2 separate regions of the Homo sapiens genome follow, and region 1 is linked to region 2. The links are chromatin contacts, found by Hi-C or POLR2A ChIA-PET in ENCODE. All regions are on one chromosome and are shown on one strand. The core of a region is the stretch at or near the end of the contact, and the rest is flanking DNA. Distances in the headings are between cores, read along the strand shown. Region 1 holds the start of BAIAP2L2 (BAR/IMD domain containing adaptor protein 2 like 2). Region 2 holds the start of TMEM184B-AS1 (TMEM184B antisense RNA 1).

Region 1 (5,332 bases), core at 2,535-5,034, 120 kb before region 2:
GAGGAAGGAAGGCTCTGCGGCGCTCCCAGTCTTGGGAGGGATAGGGGCAGGTGAGTTAACTTCTGGTTATCATAGCTAAGGTATCCAGGGGCAGTAAGTAGGGGCCAGGGCAAACGGTTTATGCTTATTAATTCACGTCATCCTCTCAAGAACCCTGGGAGGCAGTTATTATGATTCTCTCCATTCCTCAGATAGGTAAGTGGAGGCATAGAGTCCAAGGTCACAAAACTAGTCACTGGTGAAGCTGGGCTTTGAACCCACCACGAGCTAAGAACGGACAGAATCATCTGTTGGAGTCCAGGGGGAGGGGTGACTGGACTTGCCCCAGGGAGTCAGAGGAGGCTTTGGGAAGGAGGGGACAGCTGCTTCCCAACTGGACGGCAGGGGGAGGGACCGGTGGCTCTAGGCTGAGAGGACAGCAGGACAGCAGCCCCGCAGCGGGGACACCAGCAGAGGGCCCACTCTTCCGGGGGGCTGGGCTGTGTTGGGGGTGTCAGGAGAAGCTGCTGGATCGACAGAGCCAGGGACCCCTCACTGAGAAGCCTGTGTTCAGTTCTACGGGCAGTGGGGCCGTGGAACGGTTCTGCTCCTGGGAGTGACATGGTCAGGTCCATGTGGCTGCTCCCTGGGAGGCTGCAGTGAGGAGGGCTGCAGTGAAAGGACCTTTCTCTTCCTTGGGCCTCCATTCACTCTGGCATCTCAGGCAATGACTAGCTCTTTGAGACTCAGTTTCTTCCTCTATAAAATGGAGGCAGAAATGCCACCAGCCTCCTAGGGCTGCTAGAGGCTTGAACGACTATTGCAGGGAACCGTGCCCCACAGAGCCGGGTGCTGGGAAGGGCAGCCACGGTCATCCTCCCTGGGAAGGGCATCTGGTAGGCTGGGCCCTCTCCTTGGAACATAGCCCACTTTCCTCGAGTGACCCCTCCAGGCCCTGGGGCCTGATACTCACCACCACCTCCAGGTCAGAGTTCAAGTGCCGCTGGGTGTCAGACATCTGCACCAAGATCTCCCCTGGAGGCATGGATGCAGCTGTGGCTTTGGTGTGTGGCAGCCTGCCCCGCCCACCCACCACCCTCTTCCGCTGAAAGCCAACAGAGGGCCTGCCCGAGACTGGATTTTGGGACCAAAGTCCGGGAACTTCCCATATGGTTCTCTGGGAGCCAGGCCATGTGTGTCCCAGCCTGGGAGCAGCCCGGCAGGGAGTGGTGGCGGGGAGCCTGGGCCCCAGAACAAGAGTCTGGCTCTGGGCCCTGGGCTGAAAGGCCTGTGTCAGGGACTCGGGACATCCTGGAAGGGCAAGGGTGCAAAAGGAGGGCCCAAGAATGGGGTCTGCTGTGGAGGGGGAGCCTCACCCAGAATCTGTGAGGTGGGGCTCTGCAGGGCACGCTCCCCAATCTTCTGGATGGCACTGAAGTAGACCTCGGCCGCCTCGGACAGAGCTGTGGACCAGAAGGGACAGGTCTGGTCCAGCCCTGCCTCTGCCCCACCCTTCTGGAGGCTCTTTTCATCTGGAGGGGACTGTGTCTGTCCTGGGTGGGGTGTGGGCATCTGTGTGTGCCCCTGAGGAGGGTGTGACCAGTTGAGCTGTGAAACTCAGGTGCAGGGGCATAAGGTGAGGGCTGGGGGCAGGGAGGTGGCGTGGAAAGCATCTAAGAAGCAGGGGGATGGGAGGCCCTGAGGTTCAGGGTTGATCAGCACTGGTGGGTAGTGGGGTGCTATTGGCAGGTATGAGCGGCCACAGCGGACGGGTACAAGGGTTTGCACGGGGACCGAGTGAATGTCAAGGCCAGCTGCAGGGTGTGTGGGTGGTGGCCAGTTGAAGTGAGGAAGCCAGCTGCTGTGTGAGCCTGGGTGCAGAGGTGGGACTGAGTATAGGGGTGGGTTCAGCTGGTGGCATCCAGGTGACGCCTAGAAATGTATGCACTGTCAGGGGCTGCCCTGGGGCTGTGTGGGCCTGCAGGGCCTGGTACTGCATCATGGGAGTGTCTGGAGGCACCTGAAGGAGGGGGCAATGAGGGGTGCTGGGTGTGGACTGGGGTGCGTGGGCACAGGAGAGTGGGGGTGCATAAGGCCTCTCTGGCTGCAGAGGTGTGAGGGTGAGGGTGGTGGGTAGGAGGGTGTAGGGTTGAGGATGAACAGGTGTGGGATGCAGAGAATCTGGGAGGGGCCTGGGTGGGTGGGAACAGCAGAGGCCCAGGGCTGGGGCTCGGTGGCCCGGGCAGGCACTCACCGTGGAAGGCACGCAGGTAGTTGTTGCCCAGGTACACCAGGTTCTCCAGGGCGGGGTTAAACTGCTCCATGATGCTCTGGACCCCAGGGTCAGGGGAGGAAAAAGGTGTAGAGATGGGGGAGCGAGAAGGAACCACGGATGGAGTCAAGTCACCAGGCGTCAGGGACAGGGCACCCCCAGCCCAGTGAGAAGCCCCAGACTTTGGGGGGCCCATCTACAAACCTAGGCTCACCCAGAATCCTGGCTCTTGGCTGCAGGGACCTCAGAGCCCATCTTTTGGGGTCCTGTTCTAAGCTGTGGTCCCCTCACAGCCAGCTCCCGCTTACGTCTGCTCTGGCGGGACCGAGGTGCCTCCCGAGATGGTGCACCTGGAAGGTTCTCCTCCTCCCGCTGGGCAGAAGCTGGCCCGCCTGCTGTGGTCCCCACTGGGCACGGCTCAGCCCTGCCCTGTGTCCAGGCCTTGCCGGGCTACACGCCTGGGGCTGCCAACAGTCACCCCCGGGGCAAGGGCAGCTCTCGCCCTCCTCCGAGAACAGCCCCCCATGGGCAAGGCTGTGGCTGGATTAGTGTGGGCCTCCTCGGGCTGGGGCCGGGCAGAGAGCTCCCCGGATGGTGAAGACGGGCCTGGACTTGGGCCTGGACTTGGACTTGGGTCTCGGTTCAAATCCCAGCAGCACCTCTTCCTCCCTCCGTGACCTTGAATGAGCTGTTTAACCTCTTTGGTCTCAGTTTTCTCATCTATCAAGCAGGGTGGTCATTTTCCACCTCACAGGTGGGTGGTGTGAGGCCTCCAGGTGAAAGGGTCCTGCACACAGGAGGCGCTCAATAAATGTCTGTGGCGGCTGCAACAACCCCCCGGGGGTGAAGTAGGAAGTCTGAGGGGCTCAGAAATGAGAGAGACAGAGACAGGGAGAGACAGAGAGAGAGAGAGAGACAGAGAGAGAGAGAGACAGAGAGAGAGAGAGACAGAGAGAGGGAGAGAGAGAGGGAGAGAGAGAGAGAGAGAGAGAGAGAGAGGGAGAGACAGAGAGAGAGAGGGAGGGTCTTTCTTTATTCCCAGGCCGGGCAGCCAGGCCCTTCTCATCCAGACTCAACTCTCCCCACCCTGGGCCTTGGGCTCCCTCCTGCCTTGTCCAGCATCTGGGAGTTGGGGGTTCCCGCTGTATGGCTGAGTGCTCTCGGGGATCCTTACCCCCGTACCCACCCCTGGCCCAGCCTGGCTCCAGGCTTCCCTTTCCAGGACATCTGTAGCCCCGGCTGGCCCTCCGTCCTCCAGAGCGGGCCTGATTTCTGTGCCCTGGGAGGAGGGGCTCAGGCCTGGCTTGGCCACCCATGTGCTCACCTTGTAGATGGCCATGGTGGACCTGTAGAACTGGTCCATCTCGGGGGCCATGGAGGGGCTGTCCCGGGTCTGAGCAGGAGGCTGGGAGCTGGTGGCGATGGCACAGCCGGGAGCAGTGGTAGGTAGTCCCTCAGGTGCCCACGACTCAGCTGGCAGCGAGGAAGCCTCGGAGAGGGACCTGGAGATGGAGGCCTGCCTCAGAGGAGTGGCAGCTTAATTATTCACCAACTCGGGATGTCAGAATGTGATCTGGGGCGTAACCAGATCCGGCAGGGAAGGCATCCTGTGCCGGGCAGGCTCGTGTGACCTGCCCTTCAATTATTCACCCCTTGGAGCTGTGGGCTGATACAAGTGCCCATGTGGATGAGCCCCCTCCTGGGTCACCCCCTCCTCAAGGACCCCAACCCTGGGGGGCCCCGCCCTCCCACCTGCCTATACCAGGCATTGCCCACCTTACTGGGCGGGCGCTGCCCGATGCCCTCCCCCAGGACTCTCTCTGCCAGACCCAGCAGCAGCAGCCCCTGGAGGGGAACGCCGCTTTACTTCTCACTGTCCTCAGGCCTGCGGCTCACAGTGGGGCCACGCCCTCTGAGCTTGGCTCCCACAGCCGCTCTGGCCCGCCCAGCTCCTCCACTTGCCGGAGCAGGAGCAGCACAAACGCTGGAGTTGCCCAGCCCTGGGCAGACCTCGGCCCTGCACACGCGCTGCCTGTCCACGCGGAGTCCCCGGCCTCTCTGGGTGACAAATGGGGCTCTCCCTGGTCCTCCAAGATGAAGTTGAAGATTGTGGCCCTCCTTGGGCCTGCCGGGGGTATGTGGGCCTGGCAGCTGCCTCTGCATACCCTAAGGGCCGGTTTAGGGGAGGCCTAGAGGAAAGAGGAGGTGTCCCTGCCCAGGGATCCTGGAAAACAGAGTGTCCGGGTACAAAGGAAAAGTCCGGTCAAGGCCAAGGGTCAAGGCCGAGGGGAGCCGGGGGTCAGGGGAACAGGTGGATCTCACACCACTGCACACACAACACAGGTGAACTTGAATCCAAATGATTTATTTCAGTTTTGGCTCTTAAGCCACTTCCATTGGGAAGAAGAAACTCCCAGGAGTGACCTTTGAGAGCTGAGGGTTCTCGGGGTGGGGCAGTGTGAGGGGCTGGGCCAGTGTGAGGGGCAAAGTCCAACGGGCATCCCACTCCTGCGGCCTGGGCTTTCCCAGCTGATGGGGTGGGGGACACCCATTTCTTTAGTCCCAGCCCCCAGGGAACGGAGCAGAGGGCAGAGGGAGTGGGCTGCACCCACCAGGAAGCCTGGGAGTGCCCTTGCTGGGGGCTGGGGCAGAGGCAGCCCGGCAGGCCCTCAGGGAGGCTGGGGCTGGGGGCAGGGGTACGGTTGTGCCCGGGTACCCTTAATGTTTGAGCTGATGGGGGAGTCAGTTGTCCTTGACAGTCAGGGAAAGGGGCCAAAGGGGGCTCTAGACTTTCCCAGCCTGGAATGACAGAAAGTGCTGGAAGGCGGGGTTAGTGGGAGACAGGCCTTCAGGACCAGCCTCGGGCAGGCAGCTTGGCATTCTCCCAGGCCTGGTCTATGGACTCAGAGGTGCCTGGGCCCAGATCTGCCCGGGAGGGCAGTGGCTGGGCTTGGCCTGGCAGGGGCTGAATGGACGAGGTCAGCTGGGGCCGGTGAGAGGCTGGGGACCCTCAGGGTGAGAGCAGCAGCTGGATGAGCTTCTGGAACTCCTCGCGGTGCTCATAGATGTAGACCTCGGTCT
Region 2 (4,722 bases), core at 147-2,646:
AGGGAGGCCAGCCCAGGAAGCTAGAGCGGCTGGATTGCCAAGGCTACTCTAGACCACAGGGAGGTCAGCCCAGGAAGCTAGAGCGGCTGGATTGCCAAGGCTACTCTAGACCACAGGGAGGCCAGCCCAGGAAGCTAGAGCGGCTGGATTGCCAAGGCTACTCTAGACCACAGGGAGGTCAGCCCAGGAAGCTAGAGCGGCTGGATTGCCAAGGCTACTCTAGACCACAGGGAGGCCAGCCCAGGAAGCTAGAGCGGCTGGACTGCCAAGGCTACTCTAGACCACAGGGAAGTCAGCCCAGGAAGCTAGAGCGGCTGGATTGCCAACCAGGAAATGCAGGGAGAGACGAAGAGACGGCAGAGGCCTGTTCTGGCGTGTGTCTTTAATGCCAAAACCCTCCTGCCCCCTAGCTGCAGCTGATGAGAAGTTTTCAAATGGAGGTTCTAGAATCCCCACGCACTTCTTCTGATTTTCACACACACTGAGACTTGGTCACACGAGCAAGAGTCTGGGATCAGCTCTTGCCCACAGTGCAACAGACACTCCCAGGATGTCGGTCGCTGCCCCTCCAAGCACACCCTGCTAATGTGGTATCTGCCTAACAGCTTCGGGGGGTGGGTGCTGGGGGCCTGGGGTGCCTCATAGGAAAGGGGACCTCTAAGGTGGGGCCCAGGGCAGCCCACGGCAGGGCCTCCCAGACCCCGCCCTGCTCCTCCTGAGCTAGGCAGCTGCTGGGGGCACACACCTGTTTGCAGAACCTCAGAAATCCGATGGAATAAGTCTTTCCCCAGAGGCAGCAGGTGCCATACATACAGCTGGACCTGGAAGAGACAAGCATAGCAGGCAGTGGCAGTGAGTGAAGAGCCAGGACTTGGGAACAGTGGGGTGGGGAAGGCCGCCCTCCCACCCATCCAGACGAGCTGGGGCACACATTCTGGGCAGACTTTGAACCCGAGGCCAAGCACAGGGAGAGGCATGGCAGGGCATCCGCACATGCCATAGGCGGAGGGACACAGGGCTGCACTGGCCCTGGGGTGACAAACCAACTTGGAGAGCTCTGAATGTAAAAACTGCAGGAGGCAGAAACAGACAGGAAAGCACTAAGACTGAGACAGGAAGAGACAGAGAGAGAAAGACTGAGCCGCAGAGGCCCTCCTAAAACGCCCAGAAGAATGGCGTTGCTCAGGAAATGTGGTGAGGCACAGCAGGTCAAGGTCACGGGCAGACATGGTCTGTGTCCAGCTGGTGCCAGGACGGCTCGAGGTACACCAGGCCCAGGAAACGGGGTGGTTTAGGGCTCTGGGAAGACTCCATACTCACTCAATGGGTTTTCCTCTGATCTCCGACATGATGGAACTTTCTCCTCCTAGGTACTCATAGCACAGGCTCAGGAAATTATAGATGACCAAGGCTGCGAAGAGAGTGTCCAGGAGAAACCAGTCAAATCAGCAGAATGGGTCCGCAGATGCTGGGATTCTAAACAGCAATGGAGGTGAAAGAGCCACAGCTGTGTGTGGCAACAGGGAGGAGGCTGGGGGACATAAGGTTGTGCAAAAGGAGCCCGTCAAGAACACAGACATCTGACCTCCCACTCCTAAGTTCAAAACCCGGCACACCTAAATTATCTTATCCCGGGATGCACCCCTGCACTGGCGTAATACTATGAAGGGACTGTCGTGAGTTCAGGGTTATGTGGGGAGGCCAGAGGAGGCTGAGGTAAGGGTGGGTACTCAGGAGGTTTGGGAGGGCTGGCAGTGTCGACCCTGGGGCGAAACAGTATTGCCTTTATTAGTTTTTCCGGGCGCAGTGGCATGCGCCTGTGGTCCCAGCTACTGCTGCGGCAGGAGGACGTCTTGAGTCTGGGAGTTCTGGGCTGTAGTGTGCTACACTGATCTGGTGTCTGCACCAAGTCTGGCAGCAGTACGGTGACCTCCTGGGAGTGGGGGATCACCAGGTTGCCGAAGGAGGGGTGAACCAGCCCAGGTTGGAAACAGAGCAAGTCAAACTCCAGAGTGGGATCGCACCTCTGAACAGCCACTGCACTCCAGCCTGGGCAACATAGCGAGACCTCATCTCTAATGTATTTATAAATAAATATTTGTCTTACATACTTGTGTGTTACAGGTCACAATTTTATAAGATAACAACAAAACAGTCTCTGTGAAAATCTTGGGAGAAATTCCAAGCAGGAGTGAGAGGGAAGAACCTTCATCCAGTCAACAACCTGTAGCGGTATCCGGAATACGCACAGCACTATGAGCTACAACAAAGCACACGGCAGCACACAGAACACAGTAAAAACCTTGGGAAGCTTGGGCTGCTCATTCTAAATTGGGACTCGGCTCAACATCTCCACAAAGACCCAAAATTTGCCACCGGGAGTGATGGCACAGCAAGTCTGCTGTAAATGTTGATGCTATAAATACAGCAACACGCTGTAACGGGTCTCCTGGTCAGGTGGTTCCTTCTGGGTCAGCAAAATGAAGGCTGCTGCCTGCAGGGTGCTAGAGGCAAATGGACATGCCAGGATGGAGGAGAGTGTGGAGAAGGCGGGGGAAGGGGTGCAGCAGACGGTACCCAAAATGAAAGAACGCAAGAGGAAGAGCCAGGGTGAGGACATGGGAATGAGGATGGGCATCCAGTAAAGGCACAAGGCCAAGGGGAGGGGCAGAACAGGGTCAGAACAGGTCGAGGGAGCCACGGTGGCCCTCCAGCCAGAGGGCTTCTTCTCATCTGACCCCGCCAGCCCCTGCAGTACAGAGTCCTTTTAGGCTCCCTGGTGCCGCCCAGCTTGGCACTTGATCTTTCAATGGGTGACCTGGTCCCTGCCCAAGCTCCCGCCACTCCCGAGCAGCACTAATGCTGCACTTCTCCCCAGAGCAGGTTCTCTTATCCTTCGGTGCTTCTGCACTCCCAGATCCCAGAGGTTCTAGCACCCTTCCCGCTGTACTCTCAGGATCCATCAACCCCAGCTGGGATGGCACCCAGTGTGACAAGTCCCCGGTGACCATCGTGGAGGTGAGTGCCCTCCTACCCACGGAACCTGATTTGCAGACACTTCCCACCCTGTGTCACAATGACTGGTCTCCCCCTCTCGCCTTCCTCAGGACACAGGTGCCACTCATGGCACACACGGGGCACACCACAACAGTTTCACTGACTGAACTGGAGCGTGGAAAGCCCTGGTGATGTTTTTTAGGCAAAGCTGGCCTTCAGCGATTTGGAAAGGAACACATTTGCGGCATTTTATGCTACTCACGGTTGCCCTAATCCATTAAGGGCTCCCATCTCCAGGTGGCATCCCCATGTATATGTCCCCCAGCACTGACCACGCCTTGTTGTGACTGTCCCTTCACCCTTCACACACATACAGCAGAGGTATGCGATGTGTGTGAGCCTCTTTGGGTTCAGTTTCCTCATCTATCAAAGGGGATCACAGGAGCACCAACTTGGCAGGTGGCTGTGAGGCGTGAGCATGAAAGTGTTCAGAAGTGTGTCCGGGGCTCACTGCGCTGGGTGTTGGCTGTCACGACCATTACCGTCTATCTGCTGCCTGCAGGGCCAGGAGCCCCTAGACAGGGCTGAGGGCTGTGTGTACTGCCTGCCTGTGCTGGAGGCAGCTCAGGATGTCTCAGGACAGACAAGTCTCCACCAATCTCCAGATGACTCTTCACCAGCAAGAACTATGGGGCAAAGGGAAAGGGGTGGGCATTAAGCCAAACCTGATGTCAGCCTGCCAGTAACCTCTGTTCAAAACCTCACAAGGCCAAGCACAATGACCGTGTCCATTCTAAGCCGGGTCCAGCTATATCATGATGGTTGTATTTTTTTTTGTTGTTTTTGTTTTTTGTTTTTGCTTTTTTTGAGACAGAGTCTCGCTCTATCCCCTAGGCTGGAGTGCAGTGGCACGATCTTGGCTCACTGCAACCTCCACCTCTAGGGTTCAAGTGGTTCTCCTGTCTCAGCCTCTGGAGTAACTGGGATTACAGGCGCACACCACCACACCCAGCTAATTTTGTATTTGTAGTACAGACAGGGTTTTACCATGTTGGCCAGGGTGGTCTTGAACTCCTGACCTCAGGTGATCCGCCCACCTCGGCCTCCCAAAGTGCTGAGATGACAGGCGTGAGCCACCGCGCCCGGCCGACGGTTGCATTTTCTAGACTGCCACACCTCGTGATGCTGACACCCCTCCTCTGAGAGGTGGGGTCTTGTTCCCTCCCTTTGTATCTGGTGGCCCTGAGTAACCACAGCCAAAGTGATGTTTTGTGACATCTGATGTAGGGGTTGGAAGAGGCCTCTTTCCTCTGGCTCTTTTTCCCTTGAATGCCTGTCCTTGCACTCAGTCACCATGCAGCGGGGAAGCACGAGCTAGCCTTTGGAGACACCGCACAGAGAGGCTCATGTGAGGGAACCGAGGCCTTCAGCTGACAGCCAGCATCAACTGCCAGGCACACAAGGGAGTGAGCCTTCAGGTGATTTGCCCCAGCCTTCACGCTCTCCTGCCAAGGCCCAGAGGTCATGGAGCAGGGACAAACTATCTCCCCTGCACCCAGTCCAAATTCTTGACCTATAATATCCATGAAGAAACTGGATGGTTGTTTTACACTAGTGTGTTTTGGCAGTAGTTATTTGCACAGCCATGGTAAGTGGAATACAGATAAAACCATGACTGAAGCTCCTGGGACGTGCTGTGATCACTCACGCCTGCATGCAATGGTA

Evidence for each region. Hi-C counts contacts between places; a loop is a spot of excess contacts on that map. ChIA-PET counts read pairs that join two places held with the same protein, here RNA polymerase II (POLR2A). Pooled maps may share reads with other maps.
Region 1: a loop to region 2 is called in a map of CD8-positive, alpha-beta T cell, with 8 times the contacts of the local background. The contact joins the promoter of BAIAP2L2 here to the promoter of TMEM184B-AS1 in region 2. A Hi-C loop is called at or near these places in 44 of 168 maps with a recorded cell type or tissue (CD14-positive monocyte, CD4-positive, alpha-beta T cell, CD4-positive, alpha-beta memory T cell and 27 more), 26 of 37 single-sample maps with no recorded cell type and 37 of 50 pooled maps. POLR2A ChIA-PET finds 5 or more read pairs at or near these places in 6 of 52 experiments (CD4-positive, alpha-beta T cell, GM12878, HepG2 and 3 more).

What each region holds. Positions count from the first base shown.
Region 1 is chr22:38,106,900-38,112,231 of GRCh38, forward strand. BAIAP2L2 (BAR/IMD domain containing adaptor protein 2 like 2) reads right to left here and starts at 3,785. Exons shown (of 14, transcript NM_025045.6): 1 at 3,576-3,785; 2 at 2,234-2,309; 3 at 1,356-1,442; 4 at 953-1,014. The coding sequence starts at 3,626. PLA2G6 (phospholipase A2 group VI) reads right to left here. Exons shown (of 17, transcript NM_003560.4): 17 at 4,596-5,332. The coding sequence ends at 5,262.
Region 2 is chr22:38,229,924-38,234,645 of GRCh38, forward strand. It overlaps TMEM184B-AS1 (TMEM184B antisense RNA 1), which reads left to right and starts at 1,397. Exons shown (of 2, transcript NR_186700.1): 1 at 1,397-1,492; 2 at 2,125-2,325. It overlaps TMEM184B (transmembrane protein 184B), which reads right to left. Exons shown (of 9, transcript NM_012264.5): 4 at 1,321-1,411; 5 at 746-821. It also overlaps the pseudogene RN7SL704P.